Regions from separate parts of the Homo sapiens genome. Here region 1 is linked to region 2. The links are chromatin loops, found by intact Hi-C in ENCODE. Cell type or tissue: heart right ventricle. All regions are shown on one strand.

Region 1 (8,000 bases), 52 kb before region 2:
GTGTCTTGAGTCCATAGGTTGAATCGAGTGGCGTGCTGGTGAGAGGGACACACTCCAGCCATCTTTTGGAGGACAATCGATGGAAGCACAAGCAGGAGCTGGAGGTTTTTTTTTTTTTTTTTTTTGAGATGGAATCTTGCCCTGTTGCCCAGGCTGGAGTGCAGTGGCACGATCTTGGCTCGCCGCAACCTCCACCTCCTGGGTTCAAGCGATTCTCCTGCCTCAGCCTCCTGAGTAGCTGGGATTACAAGCATGCACCACCACATCCAGCTAATTTTGTATTTTTAGTAGAGACTGGGTTTCACCATGTTGGTCAGGCTGGTCTTAAACTCCCGACCTCAGGTGATCCACCTGCCTCCACCTCCCAAAGTGCCGGGATTATAGGCGTGAGTCACTGCGCCCGGCCTAGGCTGCAGGTTTTATTCCAGGCAAGGATGTGGCTGGCATGGTATCTAGTGGGATGTTATGAAAGCTGGCTTTGTTCTGCAGGATGGCAACAGTCAATACCCGCATGAATAGCAGGCTCTCCCAGCTCTCAGAGCAAGCTCCTTCTGTGATTCCTGGGCGTGTTCTGCAGAGCTCAGGGTCTTAGACACAGTAGACGCTCAGTAAACACGTGTGGAGTGAATGAGCGCAGAGCTCATTGATCAGAGTGCATGTTTGTTGCAGCCGCCAGCACATCCTAAAGCTGGATCCTGAAGTGTCTTGGTCTTTTCCTACAACCTTGCCAGACCTTTAAGCATCTCCTTGTCCCGCCGGCCATGACCGAGCGGAAGCCTCCCACTTCTCAGTGTTCTTCAGCTGGGGGGTTTCTGGCTGTCACACAGACCACATGATATAGGAGGTGGGGGTTTTGTGCCAGAGGATTCCCAGATACGAAGGAATTGGAGCAGAGTCCTGCGGCTGTTTAAAGAGCACAGCAAGGCCGGGCGCGGTGGCTCACACCTGTAATTCCAGCACTTTGGGAGGCCAAGGTGGGCAGATCACCTGAGGCCAGGAGTTCGAGACCATCCTGGCCAACATGGTAAAACCCTGTCTCTAGTAAAAACACAAAAATTATCTGGGCGTGGTAGTGCATGCACCTGTGATCCCAGCTACTCAGGAGGCTGAGGCAGGAGAATCACTTGAACCTGGGTAGTGGAGGCTGCAGTGAGCCGAGATCACACCACTGCACTCCAGCCTGGGAGACAGGGTGAGAGACCCCATCTCAAAAAACAATAAATAAATAAAAAAAAATAAAGAGCACAGCAAAATGATGCAATAATGAGTGGCAGCAAGTGAGGACTCTGTCCAGACAGTCCGCTTGGGACTGGGCTAAAAGAATGTTCTTTCTTTTCTTTTTTTTGAGATGGCGTCTTCCTGTCACCCAGGCTGTAGTGAAATAGCACGATCTCGGCTCACTGCACCCTCCGCCTCCCGGGTTCAAGCGATTCTCCTGCCTCAGCCTCCCAAGTAGCTGGGATTACAGGTGCGTGCCATCACGACCAGCTAATTTCTGTATTTTTAGTAGAGATGGGGTTTCACCGTGTTGGCCAGGCTGGTCCCGAACTCCTGACCTCAGGTGATCCACCCACCTTGGCCTCCCAAAGTGCTGGGATTACAGGCATGAGCCACTGTGCCTGGCCGAGAATTTGGGTTGGAATTTGGCCAGACTTGGGAATTTCTTGACTGTAAGTCACCAATTCAGCGTCTTTTCCAGAAATGACTTTCTATACTTCTCTTACTTCCAGAAGTAAGTTTTCTTCTTATTGTACTTTTTTTTTTTTTCTTTGAGACAGAGTCTCGTTGTGTTGCCCAGGCTAGAGTGCAGTGGTGCTATCTCGGCTCACTGCAAGCTCCATCTCCCGGGTTCACGCAATTCTCCTGCCTCAGCCTCCCCAGTAGCTGGGACTACAGGTGCCCGCCACCACGCCCGGCTAATTTTTTTGTATTTTTAGTAGAGACAGGGTTTCACCGTGTTAGCCAGGATGGTCTCAATCTCCTGACCTCGTGATCCGCCTGCCTGAGCCTCCCAAAGTGCTGGGATTACAGGCGTGAGCCACCGCGCCCGGCCTCCCGGGGTGCTGGGATTACAGACGTGAGCCACGGCGCCTGGCCTTCTTATTGTACTTTCTAAATTTCCCCATAGTCTGCATGTATGACTTTTATAATCATAAAGTGAAAAATAAAATGCCTTTTTAAAAATTAATTGAAGTTTGAGAACATCGTGTCATTTGTTTTAAATCACATAGTGAGGCATGCCACCCATTTCCCCTCCTGTTTATTTTTCAATTAATAAAAGGCAAGGGATGTTTATGCTTGAGGCTTGAGGACCTTGGCTGCTTGTATTGGAATCCACGACTTTAGTCCAAATTGATAAGTGTTCTGGTATTTGTGGAGGCTTTTTATTTATTTTATAAAAACCAGCTTACACGAAGGCACATTTCTAAAGTTGACCACGTAGGCTTCAGGATAAACAGCTTTCTAGTTAGTGCCTCGTGAATAATACGGATATGGATTTACTGGAGGTGTCTTGAATGTGTTCTTATTGCATTGTTTTAAGTTAGTGGGAGGCCAAGATGAAAGGGGGAATTTCAAGATAAGCTGTGTGAGTCATTTGGTGTTGCGGTGGGGAGTTGAGAGGGATGGAATTTGCCTTGGCATTCACGCAGAGTCCTGGTGCAGAAAGTGTGTATCCAAGCAGAAGGTGGCCTGGGCTTGTCGGAGTCAAGGGGCCCTCATTTTGGCTGGGATTTGGGAAGTGAGCATGTCGTGAGTCTAATATTAGAAAACCAGTTCTTCCCCTTCCCCCACCCCCATCCTGAAAGCTTTTCTGTCCCTGTCGCGATGTGTGCCCGGAGTCTCTCCCGCTCCTGTCTCGAGTGCTTTCTCTGTGAGCATTCATTTAATTTACTTCTTGGCTGCCTATCTTTTTACTAATCAGATTTCCTCCTCTGGCCGAGCTCTTCTCCCAAAGGCCTCAACTTTGTCTTCAGCTGCCTCGCACCAGTTAGGGGGTTCTGTGTTTCAGAGGTGGACGTTGGCTTCTGTAAGTGGTAACTGCAAATCTGGAGTACAGAATCACATCAGATCCACAAGAGTTTTCTGTTCTGTGGTTGGTTGTGTCGTTTCTCGGTCCTCGTGGCCCCAGAATGATCTTGCCTTCTGGAACCTCTCGGGACTTTTTCGCCCACTTGGGAGCTTCGGGCCACAGCCTTTGATGTTAGTGGGAAGGGATATTACAAGTGGTCATGACGACTGAAACTGAGCAGGTTCAAGAGGACGGGCTGGGCTGGGCGCGGTGGCTCACGCCTGGAATCCCAGTACTGAGGGAGGCCGAGGCGGGCGGATCACCTGAGGTCAGGAGTTCGAGACCAGCCTGGCCAACATGGAGAAACCTCATCTCTACTAAAAATATAAAAATTAGCCTGGCGTGGTGGCGGGCGCAGATGACTTATGCGAAGCCGGCCACAACAAGGCACTCCCCACCCACTCAGCTGCTTGTCCGGGGACCACACAGCCCACTCGCTGCCCACTGATGGCAAAAGTCGGTGCCTCTCAGAAGCCTCTTCCGGTGATGGGTCCTTGCTGCTGACCCCACTAGAGCTCACACAGGGCAGGGGCCCAGAACCTGGGGAAACTAGCCCTAGAGATCCTTTAAAATCCAGCCTGTGTTTTCTTAGAAGGGGCTCAGGCCTTCCCCTGAAGCTGCCTTACTCGCTGAGGAGACGACGACTGGACCCAACGCCGCCTCAGAGTTTTGTTTTGCTGAAGACCTGCGGTTTCCAAACTGATGAATAACCAGAAGGACTGGTTAAATGCGGATTCCTGGGCCCCATCCCAGAGTTCTTGACTTGGTAGGTCCAGGCTGGGGCCCAGTAGTTTGCAATTCTAGCAACAGTTCCCAGGCAACCCGGAAGCCGTACGTCCAGGGACCAGAGTTTAAGAACCGCCGCCTAGGACCAAAACAAGGCCGGTTTGGGTTGGTAGCTGGGCAGGTAGACAGACTCTTCAGATCAGCTTTGCCTTAGCTTTTTTTTCCAGGATTCCAAATAATTAAACATTTCTAAAATTGTTCGTTTTGTTTTATTTTTGAGATAGGGTCTTGCTCTATTGCCCAGGCTGGAGTGCAGTGGTGCAATCTCAGCTCACTGCAACCTCCGTCTCCCAGGTTCAAGCGATTCTCCTGCCTCAGCCTCCCCATTAGCTGGGATTATAGGCACCCACCACCACACCTGGCTAATTTTTGTATTCTTAGTAGAGATGGGGTTTCACCGTCTTGGCCAGGCTGGTCTTGATCTACTGGCCTCGAGTGATCCCCCCGCCTCGGCCTCCCAAAGTGCTGGGATTACAGGCGTGAGCCACTGCGCCCGGCCAAAAATTTTTTTTTTTTTTTTTTTTTTGAGACGGAGTCTTACTCTGTCGCCCAGGCTGGAGTGCAGTGGCGTGATCTCAGCTCACTGCAAGCTCCGCCTCCCGGGTTCATGCTATTCTCCTGCCTCAGCCTCCCGAGTAGCTGGGACTACAGGCGCCTGCCACCACGCCCGGCTAATTTTTGTATTTTTAGCAGAGACAGGGTTTCACTGTGTTAGCCGGGATGGTCTCGATCTCCTGACCTCACGATCCGCCCACCTCGGCCTCCCAAAGTGCTGGGATTACAGGTGTGAGCCACTGCGCCCGGCCAAAAATTTTTTTAAAATAAATAACATGTGCTTATGGCGAAAACAAAATCAAGTAGTATACATAGGCTTATTATATGACTTTATCTTTCTTGTTTTTTTTTTTTGAGACAGGGCCTTGCTCTGTCACCAGGCTGGAGTGCAGTGGTGTGATCTCTGCTCACTACAACCTCCGTCTCCCAGGTTTAAGCATTTCTTCTGCCTCAGCCTCTCCAGTAGCTGAGATTACAGGCACACACCACCACACCCAGCTAATTTTTTTTTTTTTTTTTTGGATGGAGTCTCGCTCTGTCGCCCAGGCTGGAGTGCAGTGGCGCGATCTCAGCTCACTGCAGCCTCGACTTGCTAGGCTCAGGCAATTCTCCCACCTCAGCCTCCTGTGTCGTTGGGCCTACAGGCGTGCGACACCACACCCGGCGAACTTCAACATTATGTGTTGGTTTTCTGCTAGGCTAGAGATCGATTTAGCTCCCTTAAAAGCAAACTCACCAGCCGGGTGCGGTGGCTCACGCCTGTAATCCCGGCACTTTGGGAGGCTGAGTCGGGCGGATCATGAGGTCAGGAGTTCGAGACCAGCCTGACCAACATGGTGAAACCCCATCTCTACTAAAAATACAAAATTAGCTGGGCGTGGTGGCTCACACCTGTAGTCCCAGCTACTCAGGAGGCTGAGGCAGGAGAATCACTTGAACCCGGGAGGCAGAGGTTGCAGTGAGCCGAGATCGCACCACTGCACTCCAGCCTGGGCAACCAGAGCGAGATTCTGTCTAAAAAAAAAAAAAAAGCAAACTCAACTTTCTTTGTCCTCTTGGTATACCACCATTTACGGTTTTCCTGGTTACACTTTTAGCATTTAATAACATGTTTATGCCTTTACTCCTTATCCTTCAATAGGACTTTGGGAACGTTGGTGTCTTTCTATCCTGCCCATCAGGTCTCCTGCACTTCCTTCCTATTTTTTGTACCTTTAGCTTTGTCAAGGTTGTTCGTATTTACATTGTGTTGTGTCACCGGGATTCATGCTTTGTGTGTAGTTGAAAATCAGCCAGTCAATCAATAGGGGCATTGTTGTGTCTGTAAATATTGTTTGTGGCAAGTTCAAGTGGTATTTTTTTTTCTTTTTTGAGACGGAATCTCGCTCTGTCACCCAGGCTGGAATGCAATGGCACGATCTCAACTCACTGGCAACCTCCGCCACCCGGCTTCAAGTGATTCTTCTGCCTGAGTCTGCTGAGTAGCTGAGATGACAGATATCCGCCATCACACTGGCTAATTTTTGTATTTTTAGTAAAGATGGGGTTTCACCATCTTGGCCAGGCTGGTTTTGAACTGTTGACCTCACGGTGATCTGCCTGCCTCAGTCTCCCATAGTACTGGGATTACAGGTGTGAGCCACTGCACCCAGCCTGAGTCCCCTTTTTAACTTGGAGAGTCCCCTTTCCTGGGAGTTACCAGTCCTCCTCCATTCCAGACACAGGTGGTTCTCTGGGTCGGCTACACAGCTGTCATTCTGGAACTTTCTTCGGTACTTTCCTGAGTTGGATTTTATTCTAACCCCCGTCATTGATTGATTCCAAAGTTTTTTTTTTTTTTCTGTAGTTCAGATACCAGTTAGATGTGTTACCAAGGAGATCTTAAAGAGCAAACTGCATTTTCGAGAGCAGAGCTTTAAAATTTAGTATGTGAGTTCAACAGGTTACGTGTAAATGGGAATCAGCTGTCTTTGGATTAAACACTACTACACAGTTTTTTTTAAGAAGATTAAAAACGGAAGTGAAGCAAGGATTCCAAACGCTCTTTCCAGAGCAGCCCAGCTGCTTTGCAACCTGGACTTGAGCCTCCTCCGGTTGGGTCAGTCTGGAATCAGAGCCGCCTCCAGGGATTGAGGGATGCGTGGTAGGTATGGTGGGAAATGCTAAGCTAAGGTTGAACCCAAGTCCTGAGTTGAAATCCCGGTTTTAGTTCCTGTTAGCTGGTTGATCGCCCTTCTATTTTGGACAATAAGCCCAGCCTTCCTGGAATATTGGGAAGGTTAAATAAACCAGAGGGTAGGGGGGCACACTGGAAAACTGGGATGTTCTTCACAGACAGGTTGTCATTGTGAAGCTGTGAGATCAGATGTTGGATCTTGCTACAGGAGCTAAACCTGCAAAAGCTGTAAGTGAAGACCGAGCTGGAGTTTCGTGCACAGTCAAAACGTGTAGCCAATTGGACATATTTAATAACGTGAACCAGTGTTTTCCTGCAGGACTCACCAACTCAAATGCCAGTAGAGGGCCAGGCAGGTGAAGCGAGTGGCCTGGGCCAGGTGGTGGGGGACAGAGTGGAGGGCCGCAGCCAGCCCTCGGGGAAAGCCGGCGCTCACCTCCAGCTGCCTGTTGCCGTAATGAAGGCCGACGTTGCCAGCTCTTCTGATTTTTCAAGCTAACAAACTGGGTTTTTATGTGAAGCTAGTTAAGTTTTACATGCTGTTAGCCAGTTAAAATTTTTCTTGACATTGGGCAAAGCCAAACAAAGCACATATGCCATTCACTAATTTAAGGCCTCGGCTTTACTCTGTGGGAATTAAGTGTGAATTGCAAACAGTTCCTAAAAGTTATGATGTGTATTGCATTTATACAGCTGATTACGCGTTTAGGCCATTTGCTCATCTGCTAGTCTTCTTGATATCTGCACATGTGAGCGGTATTCTCCAGTATCTTTTATTTCCTTAATTATTTTTTGAGACAGAGTCTCACTCTGTCACCCAGGCTGGAGCGCAGTGGCATGATCTCGGCTCACTGCAAACTCCGCCTCCCGGGTTCAAGCGATTCTCCCTCCTCAGCCTCCCGAGTAGCTGGGATTACAGGTGCCCACCACCACGCCCGGCTAATTTTTGTATTTTTAGTAGAGATGGGCTTTCACCATGTTGTCTAGGCTGGTCTCAAACTCCTGACCTCAGGTGATCAGCTTGTCTCCGCTTCCCAAAGTATTGGGATTACAGGCGTGAGCCACCGCGCCCAACCTTCCAGTACTTTTTCAAGGGAATTAAGGATAATGTTGAGATGAGCACAGCCAGAATGGATCTTTTTAGAACACAGTGAGAAACTTCCCTCTAGGTTAATGGTATTCATCCACTAATCCAAGCTTCAGGGGTGTGGTGGTTGGCCAGTTACCAGTTCACATTATCCAGCCTGTGGATCTATGTTGTCCACAAGGATTCCATAGGAAATCTCACCGAATGCTTTTCTGATGAAGTCAGATGTGCTTGGCAGAGCACGTTACCCAAACTGCCACTCTTTGGAATGAGATGTGAAGTTAGCTGGGTGTCGCTTTTTAAAGAGGTGGTGCTGTGGCTGAGAC
Region 2 (8,000 bases):
AATGTTTTATTGTTATCTTTTAGTAGAGATGGGGGCTGCATATGTTGCTCAGGCTGGCCTTAAACTCCTGACCTCAGGTCATCCGCCTGCCTGGGCCTCCCACGCTGATTGGGATTACAGGCGTAAGCACCGCACCTGGGCCTGCAACTCTGTCTTTAGATCTTGCGGCTTTGCTGCCTCCCACTTCTGTACAAAATGTGGCACCATGACCCCTGAAGTCCTGCCCCGTGGCTTCTGTATATGATGGGACCGTGACCACTGAAGTCCTTGCCCTGTGAGCCTTCCTCAGTGCTTTTCTTTCTGGGCATTTCTGCCCTTCCAGCATCGACCTGGCTTCATGGAGAGGAGACCAGAGGGTCCCCTCCAGAGTCATCTCTCTTGGGAGGAGCTTTGGCTTCTTAGCCTGGCATGTTTTTGGCCAGCTTCTTTCTTTCCTTAGCCTGAGGTCATGGAGGTGATGTAGGCGGGGTTTGGAGCTGTGGATGGAAATTTGAGGCCTGTGCTGGTTCAACTCCAAGAACAAAGACTACTTTGACAACAGCCAGTGAGCAGCTTCTGCTGGGAGTTCTGGGCGGGGGGCAGGGGTGGGAGGAAGAGAGGCCTCTGTGAACAGGGTGTTTCCATGTCTCAGAAACAGATTCAGTAAGAGACAGTCAGCATCGTCTTCCCCCAGCCTTTCCCTTACTGGCCTGATTGACACCGTCGCTGTCTGAGTTGTGGAGAGAGAAGGAATGGGCAGGAGAGATAGGAAACAAGGCCCTGGTGTGTGTTTTTTTCTTTCCATTTAAAAATAGGAAGTTGGCCAGGTGTAGCCTTCCCCAAGTAGCTAGGACTCGAGGTGCACGCCACTACACACAGCCAAGTTTTATTTTTATCTTTTAGTGGAGACGGGGGCTCACGCCTGTAATCCCAATGCTTTAGGAGGCCAAGATGAACAGATCACCTGAGGTCAGGAGTTCCAGACCAGCCTGGCCAACATGGTGAAACCCTGTGTCTACTAAAATTAGCTGGGCGTGGTGGCGGGCGCCTGTAATTCCAGCTACTAGGGAAGCTGAGGCAAGAGAATCGCTTGAACCCGGGAGACAGAGGTTGCAGCAAGCCAAGATCGCGCCACTGCACTCCAGCCTGGGCGACAGAGCAAGACAACGTCTCAAAAACAAAACAAAGAGGCCGGGTGCGGTGGCTAACGCCTATAATCCCAGCACTTTGGGAGGCCAAGGCAGGCAGATCACGAGGTCAGGAGATCGAGACCATCCTGGCTAACACGGTGAAACCCTGTCTCTACTAAAAATACAAAAAATTAGCCGGGCATGGTGGTGGGCGCCTGAAGTCCCAGTTACATGGGAGGCTGAGGCAGGAGAATGGCGTGAACCCGGGAGGCGGAGCTTGCAGTGAGCCGAGATTGCGCCACTGCACTCCAGCCTGGGTGACAGAGCGAGACTCCATCTCAAAACAAAACAAAACAAAACAAACAAAAGAAACCCCTGCAATTGAGGCAGTTGGGGCAGAGACGGGGGAGGGCTCCGCCTCATTCAGGAGCTGTCTAGGAAGTGACTGAGCAGAAATGAGGAAGAGAGAAGCATGGGGAAGGACTGCCAGGTTTCTGGTTTGGGGACACTGGGTGGAGGGTAGTTGGTTCCATTCATGGAGACAGGGAACCATGGCAGGGAAAGGCAGGGAGGGAGGGAGGGGAGGTGGTCACTTGTGGGAAGGTGGCCGTGCTCAGGAGGCAGCACCCTGTGCCCACGCTGGAATTCTCAGTTACCTGGCTCTAGATGAGATGAAGACAAATTATTTTTTTCTCCTTCTTGTTGGTATGAGTTCTTTTTTTAGGTTTAATTTAACACAATAAAATTCATGGTTCTTAAGGACCCAGCTCAGTGTGTTTGAACAGCTGTTATACCGATATGAACAATTATCCAAACAAGACCAAGAACATTTCCATCTCCCTGCACAGTCCCCTGCTGAGCCTCTCTGGTGACTCCCCCTCCCATCCGTCGCTTTGGTTTTCTGTCACTGTAATTTAGTTTTGCCTGTAGACCGTCATGGAAATGGAATCGTACAGTCAGTGTTATTTTGTGTCGGGCTTCATTTGCTCAGCATGATTGTGAGGTTTATCCTTGTTTTTGTATACATCAGTTTGTTCCTTCTTATTGCTGAGAAGTGTCCCATTGGACGAGCATCTTGTCACAGTGTATCCATTCTTCCAATGATGGATGTATGTGAGTTGTTGTCAGTTTGGGGTGGGGAAGGCTGTTATAAACATTTTTATGGACTTAAAAAAATTATCTTGGGTAAATACTGATGAGTAGGAATCCTGAGCGGTAGAATTCTGAGTCGATTATCAGGTAAATGAACATTTACCTTCATAAGATGGACCAAACGGTTCTTCAAAGTGGTTGTACTGACCAGGCATGGCGGCTCACGCCTGTAATCCCAGCACTTTGGGAGGCCAAGGCAGGCAGATTTCTTGAGCCCGGGAGTTTGAGACTAGCCTGAGCAACATGGCGAAACCCCGTCTCAATGGAAAATTTTCGAGTGTGGTGGTACGCGTTTCTAATCCCAGCTACCCGGGAAGCTGGAGGATCACTTGAGTCTGGGGTGCTGCGGCGAGCTGAGATCGCACCACTGCACTCCAGCCTGGGTAACAGTGAGATCCTGTCTCAAACAACAACAAAGTGTTTGCACCATTTATGTCCCCGGCAGCGGAGTGTGAGACTCGCACTTGCTCCACGTCCTCACCCGGGTTTGATACTGTGGGTGTGTTTTACTTTTGCTATTCTAGTCAGTGTGAAATCATTTTAATTTGCATTTCCTTGATGACACCTTTGCATATTCTTACTGGCTGTCCACCTATCTACTTTCTGGACGTGTCTGTTCATATCTGCTTGTTGAGAGTGTGCACTCCCAGAGCCTGGGCCACGGCTCAGCTACCTGCCGTAGATGGGGCAGGAGGGAAGGAGACGTTTGCAGAGATTTGAACCACAGGAACCAGTCAGCCCCTTGGAGCCCTGGCCCAGGCTGTGGGATTTTCGGAGGAGGCCTTCCATTTTCATCTGTCCTGTTATCAAACCAACTGCATTACTTAGTGTCTGCTTGGAAGTATCTGTCCTTCGCAGTCAGCTTACTCTTTTGGCCAAAAGGAAGCTCTGCTCCTAGATATGGATAAGGAATTTGACAGATCTCCAGCCCTGCCCCCTTAGGAGAAGGCCAGCCCCTCTGCTTCTTCCCCTGTGAGTGGACGTCCTTGGATGCATTAGCTCAGGCGAACTTGGAAGATTCTGTGGGTTTTGTGTGGCCTATTTTGAGTCTCATTGTTTGGCTTTAATCAGAAAAATAAACACTTATTTTTAATTTTCTCCCTGGCCTGGCTGAGCTAGGTTCAAACGATCTTTTTTAACTTGACCACATGTGAATGACCGGAAATGATGTCCTGTTGGGGAAATGGGTCATTTCCAAGATTTTCTCTCCAGGAAAAGTGTAACTTATTAGTTTCCTAAGAAAGGCTCTAACAGGCCACAAAGAAGTTCTTATTAAGACGTTTTCTCCTTTTATGTGGTCCTAATCACAGCCTTATCACAAACCCCAGCCCTGGTTGTTAATCCAAGGTATTTAGTTCTTGTATTTTATATACAAGGAAATAAAGAGACGCCTCCCTCACTCCTCCGCCCCCGGAAATAAAGAGACGCCTCCCTCATTCCTCCGTCCCCAGGAATGATTCGCCCAAGGGTGGGTGTTGTCTCCGGGGACCAGGATCAGGAATTACGCCCTGAATAAGGATAAAGACCTTTTTTCCCTTCACTGAAACAATCATTTTAAAAAATTTGCTGTGATCTCACTTTTTTATTTTAAATTCCTTTAATGAAACCTCACCCTCAAACTTGATACATCAGAAGATTTGCTTGGACTAAAAGTGGAATTTCCATCTTAACCACATGGCTCCGAGGTTCTGCTCTCAGGATGAATTGGGCTCCATGTCATTTTGTTTGTCACTTTCTTCTCGGACCAGCGCAGTGGCTTCACCACAGTGGGCACTGTGGTTGGATTCCGTACCTGTGAGAGAAGTTTCTAGAATCCTTTGGCTTGAAATACACATACTTGGCCACATTCTTTCTTCTGAACCGTCTTCTGTTGCCGCCCCCTGCCGGAGGCTAGAAAGAGACACCTGCAGAAAAGCTCCTCCCACCAGCTCTCCTCCCAAGATGCAGAAAGGTGACGCCCGCCAAACCCCAGCGGGTTCCCAAGAGGCCTTTGTGTTGGACGCCTCCTGCTTCTCAGTCAATGAGTCGTGTCCTTTCCCTGCTTGCCAGAAACCTTTAGCTCCACGGGTTTAAAACCAGACTCGTGGCCGGGCGCGGTGGCTCATGCCTGTAGTCCCAGCACTTTGGGAGGCCGAGGCGGGTGGATCATTTGAGGTCAGGAGTTCAAGACCAGCCTGGCCAACTTGGTGAGACCCCGTCTCTACTAAAAATTCAAAAATTAGCCTGGCATGGTGGGCGCCTGTAATCTGAGCTACTTGGGAGGCTGAGGCGGGAGAATCGCTTGAACCTGGGAGACGGAGGCTATAGTGAGCTGAGATCGTGCCACTGCACTCCAGACTGGGTGACAGAGTGAGACTCTGTCTCAAAAAAAAAAAACAAAAAACCAAAAACCAAAAACCAAACCAAAACAAAAAAAACCCAGATTCCTTTCCCTGCTCTTCACTAGTTTTTCTTCCGCTTTGTTCTCTCCTTCTCCTTCCCTCTCTGTCTACTTGTTGTTTTTTTTGAGACAGAGTTTCTCTCTTGTTGCCCAGGCTGGAGTGCAATGGCGCGATCTTGGCTCACTAAAACCTCTGCCTCCCGGGTTCAAGTGATTCTCCTGCCTCAGCCTCCCGAGTAGCTGGGATTAGAGGCGCCTGCCACCACACCTGGCTAGTTTTTGTATTTTTAGTAGAGAGAGGGTTTCGCCATGTTGGTCAGGCTGGTCTTGAACTCCTGACCTCAGGTGATCCACCCACCTCAGCCTCCCAAAGTGCTGGGATTACAGGCGTGAGCCACCGCACCTGGCCTGTCTACGCATTCTTTCATTAATTTGTTCTTTAAACACATATTAGAGCTTTTAACTGGCTCTGCGTGTTTTTTTAGGCTCTGGTTATGAATAGGGTCTCACTGACGCATCTACCCAAGCTACAGGCCTTGACATTCTCATTTCCCCCCATTCACTGGGTTCAATCAGGTTGGGGCACTATTGTTTCACTAGTCCCTTAATGAGTCCACCAACTTCCAGTCTCACCCTGTCTACACAGCTCCCAGAACAACCTGGCTACAGTACCAGTTGTTCACGTCACTGCCCTATGGGCCAGCCCTCATTACGGGTGGATCCAACCCAAACTCCCTGGCGTGGACTTCAAGGGCACCCCCTCCCCTGCCCCCAAACCCCACCTTCAAGGGCACCCCCTCCCCTGCCCCCACACCCCACCTTCAAGGTCCCCCCACCCCCGCCCGCAAACCCCTCCTTCAAGGGCACCCCCTCCCCCACCCCCAAACCCCACCTTCAAGGGCAACCCCTGCCCCGCCCCGAAACCGCACCTGGCCTTCTAGCATCCTCACCTTTGCACACTCTGCTCAGCCACACTGGTCGACCCCCAGGGTCCCCAGACACATCGCCCATTGCCGTACCTTGGAACCTTTGAGCATGATGGCCCCTGCTCCTGGGATTCCCTCCGCTTCTTCTCTCTCCGATGAGGTTGTGTACTAATGTCAGCTGTACACGTTGTCTTTTCAGCATGTTACCTCCTCTCAGAAGCCTGCCCCCACGCTGTGCAATGGTCGCTGTGCAGATCTCTGTTACGGCGTCATTGCCTGCATTCTACTTAGCTCTCGTCTGTCTCCCCTCCAGACTGTGCCCCCAGGGCTTCCAGGTCTAGCCTCATTTCTAATAGTTTGTTGCCACGATGTCACGAATTAGAGCCCTGTCTGTTAGCCCACAGGGCTCCAGCCTCACCCTCTCCCACAGCTCCCGTGGCCCTCCTAGCAGCCTTCAGAGCTTCATGGTTCACAGTCTGGAAAAACGTGTGCTGAGCTCTGCCTGCCTCTTGCTGTTTCTTGGATGCCTCGCCCTATCCCACTCCTGGCCTGCCTGGTGAAAACCGGTTCATTCTTCACAGAGCAGCTCAGACGCTACGGCCTTTCCTCTTCAGTCGCTCTAACTCACAAGGTTAGATGGTAAAAATAACGAGTATTTTGTAAAGCACTGAGCGTGTGCCCCAGACATTGTTCTAAGCATCTTCCCCGATTTCCTCTATGTGCCAGTAGTATCGCGCTTTTCCTGTATCCTAATAGTTTATGTACGCGTCCGTCTTCCGTATGGGGCTGGGCCTTCCATAAAGGAAAGAAAGGCTCGTGTATCAATTATCTTTCTGTTCCCAGCCTTTAGCACAGGGCTTCACACGTAGAAGGAATCCAGTAGTGGCTGGTAAATGCAGCTGTTTGAAAAACACAGTCGCGGCCGGGCGCGGTGGCTCACGCCTGTAATTCCAGCACTTTGGGAGGCTGAGGCAGGTGGATCACGAGGTCAGGAGATCGAGACCATCCTGGCCAACATGGTGAAACCCCGCCTGTACTAAAAATACAAAAAATTAGCCGGGCTTGGTGGCGGGCGCCAGTAGTCTCAGCTACCAGGAGGCTGAGGCAGGAGAATGGCATCAACCTGGGAGGCGGAGCTTGCAGTGAGCCGAGATCATGCCACTGCACTCCAGCCTGGGCGACAGAGTGAGACTCCGTCTCCAAAAAAAAACAACACCGTCGCTGTTCCCATAGTTGTTTAGTACGTTTGTTTAATATATTAAGAATTAGTTTTTTTGTTTGTTTTCGAGACAGAGTTTCACTCTGTCACCCAGGCTGGAGTGCAGTGGTGCAATCTCAGCTCACTGCAACCTCTGCCTACTGGGTTTAAGTGATTCTCCTGCCTCAGCCTCCCGAGTTCACACCATTCTCCTGCCTCAGCTTCCTGAGTAGCTCGGATTACAGGCGACCGCCACCATACCCGGCTAATTTTTTGTGTTTTTAGTAGAGACGGGGTTTCACTGTGTTGGCCAGGCTGGTCTCGAACTCCCGACCTCAGGTGATCCCCCCGCCCCCGCAGCCTCCCAAAGTGCTGGGATTCCAGGCGTGAGCCCCCGCGCCCGGCCAAGAGTTAATTTTGATGACATAGAATGTGCTGGGAGCTGGTGCCCCAAAGGGAACCACAAGGAGTTTCCCGTATAAATGAGGAATGAAGATGGTATTCTAGTGTGAAAGTAATTATCAGCGAACGACACTAACAGCGCTGTTGAGCTCCCCGCCCAGTGAGACTGATTCCTGGGCTTAAGAGAGAATCTCAGAGTACATAACTCTTACTTCCTACTCTCCAGGTGCTTTCTTCATTGATGGGGAGACGTACATGAAACACGCTTAGAGCAAAGGACGCCTAGCGTGTTCTAAATGACCACAATAGGGGATGTGGTCATGAGCCGGATTGGGAGTCCTGTACGTCGTAGCCTGTGTTGACTTCCTTGAGCACCGTTGTTCTTAAGTCCCTCTGTCACCTGAAATTTCAATAGCTTTTTTGACAACATGTGAGATTGAGTGTCTTAGTATTCACTTTGGGAGCCTGCCTTTTTTTCTGGGCACCTGCATTTCCTTTCTTTTCTTTTCTTTTCTTCTCTTCTCTTCTCCTTTCTTTCTTTCTTTCTCTTTTCTTTTCTTTCTTTTCTTTTTTTTCTTTCTTTTCTGATGGATTCTTACTGTGTCGCCCAGGCTGGAGTGCAGTGGCACGGTCTTGGCACGCTGCAACCTCCACCCCCCCAGGTTCAAGCGATTCTCCAGCCTCAGCCTCCCAGGTACCTGGGATTACAGGTGCACGCCACCACGCCCGGCTAATTTTATATTTTTAGTAGAGACGGGGTTTCACCCTGATAGCCAGGATGGTCTTGATCTCCTGACCTCATGACCCGCCCACCTTGGCTTCCCAAAGTGCTG

The links. Hi-C counts contacts between places; a loop is a spot of excess contacts. Peaks named below come from ENCODE experiments on the same cell type or tissue, not always from the same donor. Only the 100,000 strongest peaks of a DNase experiment are listed, where the experiment ranks them.
Region 1: it touches region 2 in a loop (2.1-fold over the local background); 9 of 110 quality-filtered maps call a loop at or near these places.

Annotation. Positions count from the first base shown.
Region 1 is chr17:928,217-936,216 of GRCh38, reverse strand. All of the region lies in intron 1 of NXN (nucleoredoxin), which reads left to right. Among named protein-coding and RNA genes, the nearest start is that of NXN, 48 kb to the left of the region's middle. In heart right ventricle, no CTCF peak of the experiment used is centred here; a DNase peak (open chromatin) is centred at 3,247; H3K27ac peaks cover 1,294 bases.
Region 2 is chr17:875,933-883,932 of GRCh38, reverse strand. The region is part of intron 1 of NXN (nucleoredoxin); the gene reads left to right. Among named protein-coding and RNA genes, the nearest start is that of MRM3, 98 kb to the right of the region's middle. In heart right ventricle, a CTCF peak has its summit at 4,145 (motif pointing left); DNase peaks (open chromatin) are centred at 522, 3,175 and 4,202; H3K4me3 peaks cover 467 bases; H3K27ac peaks cover 5,267 bases.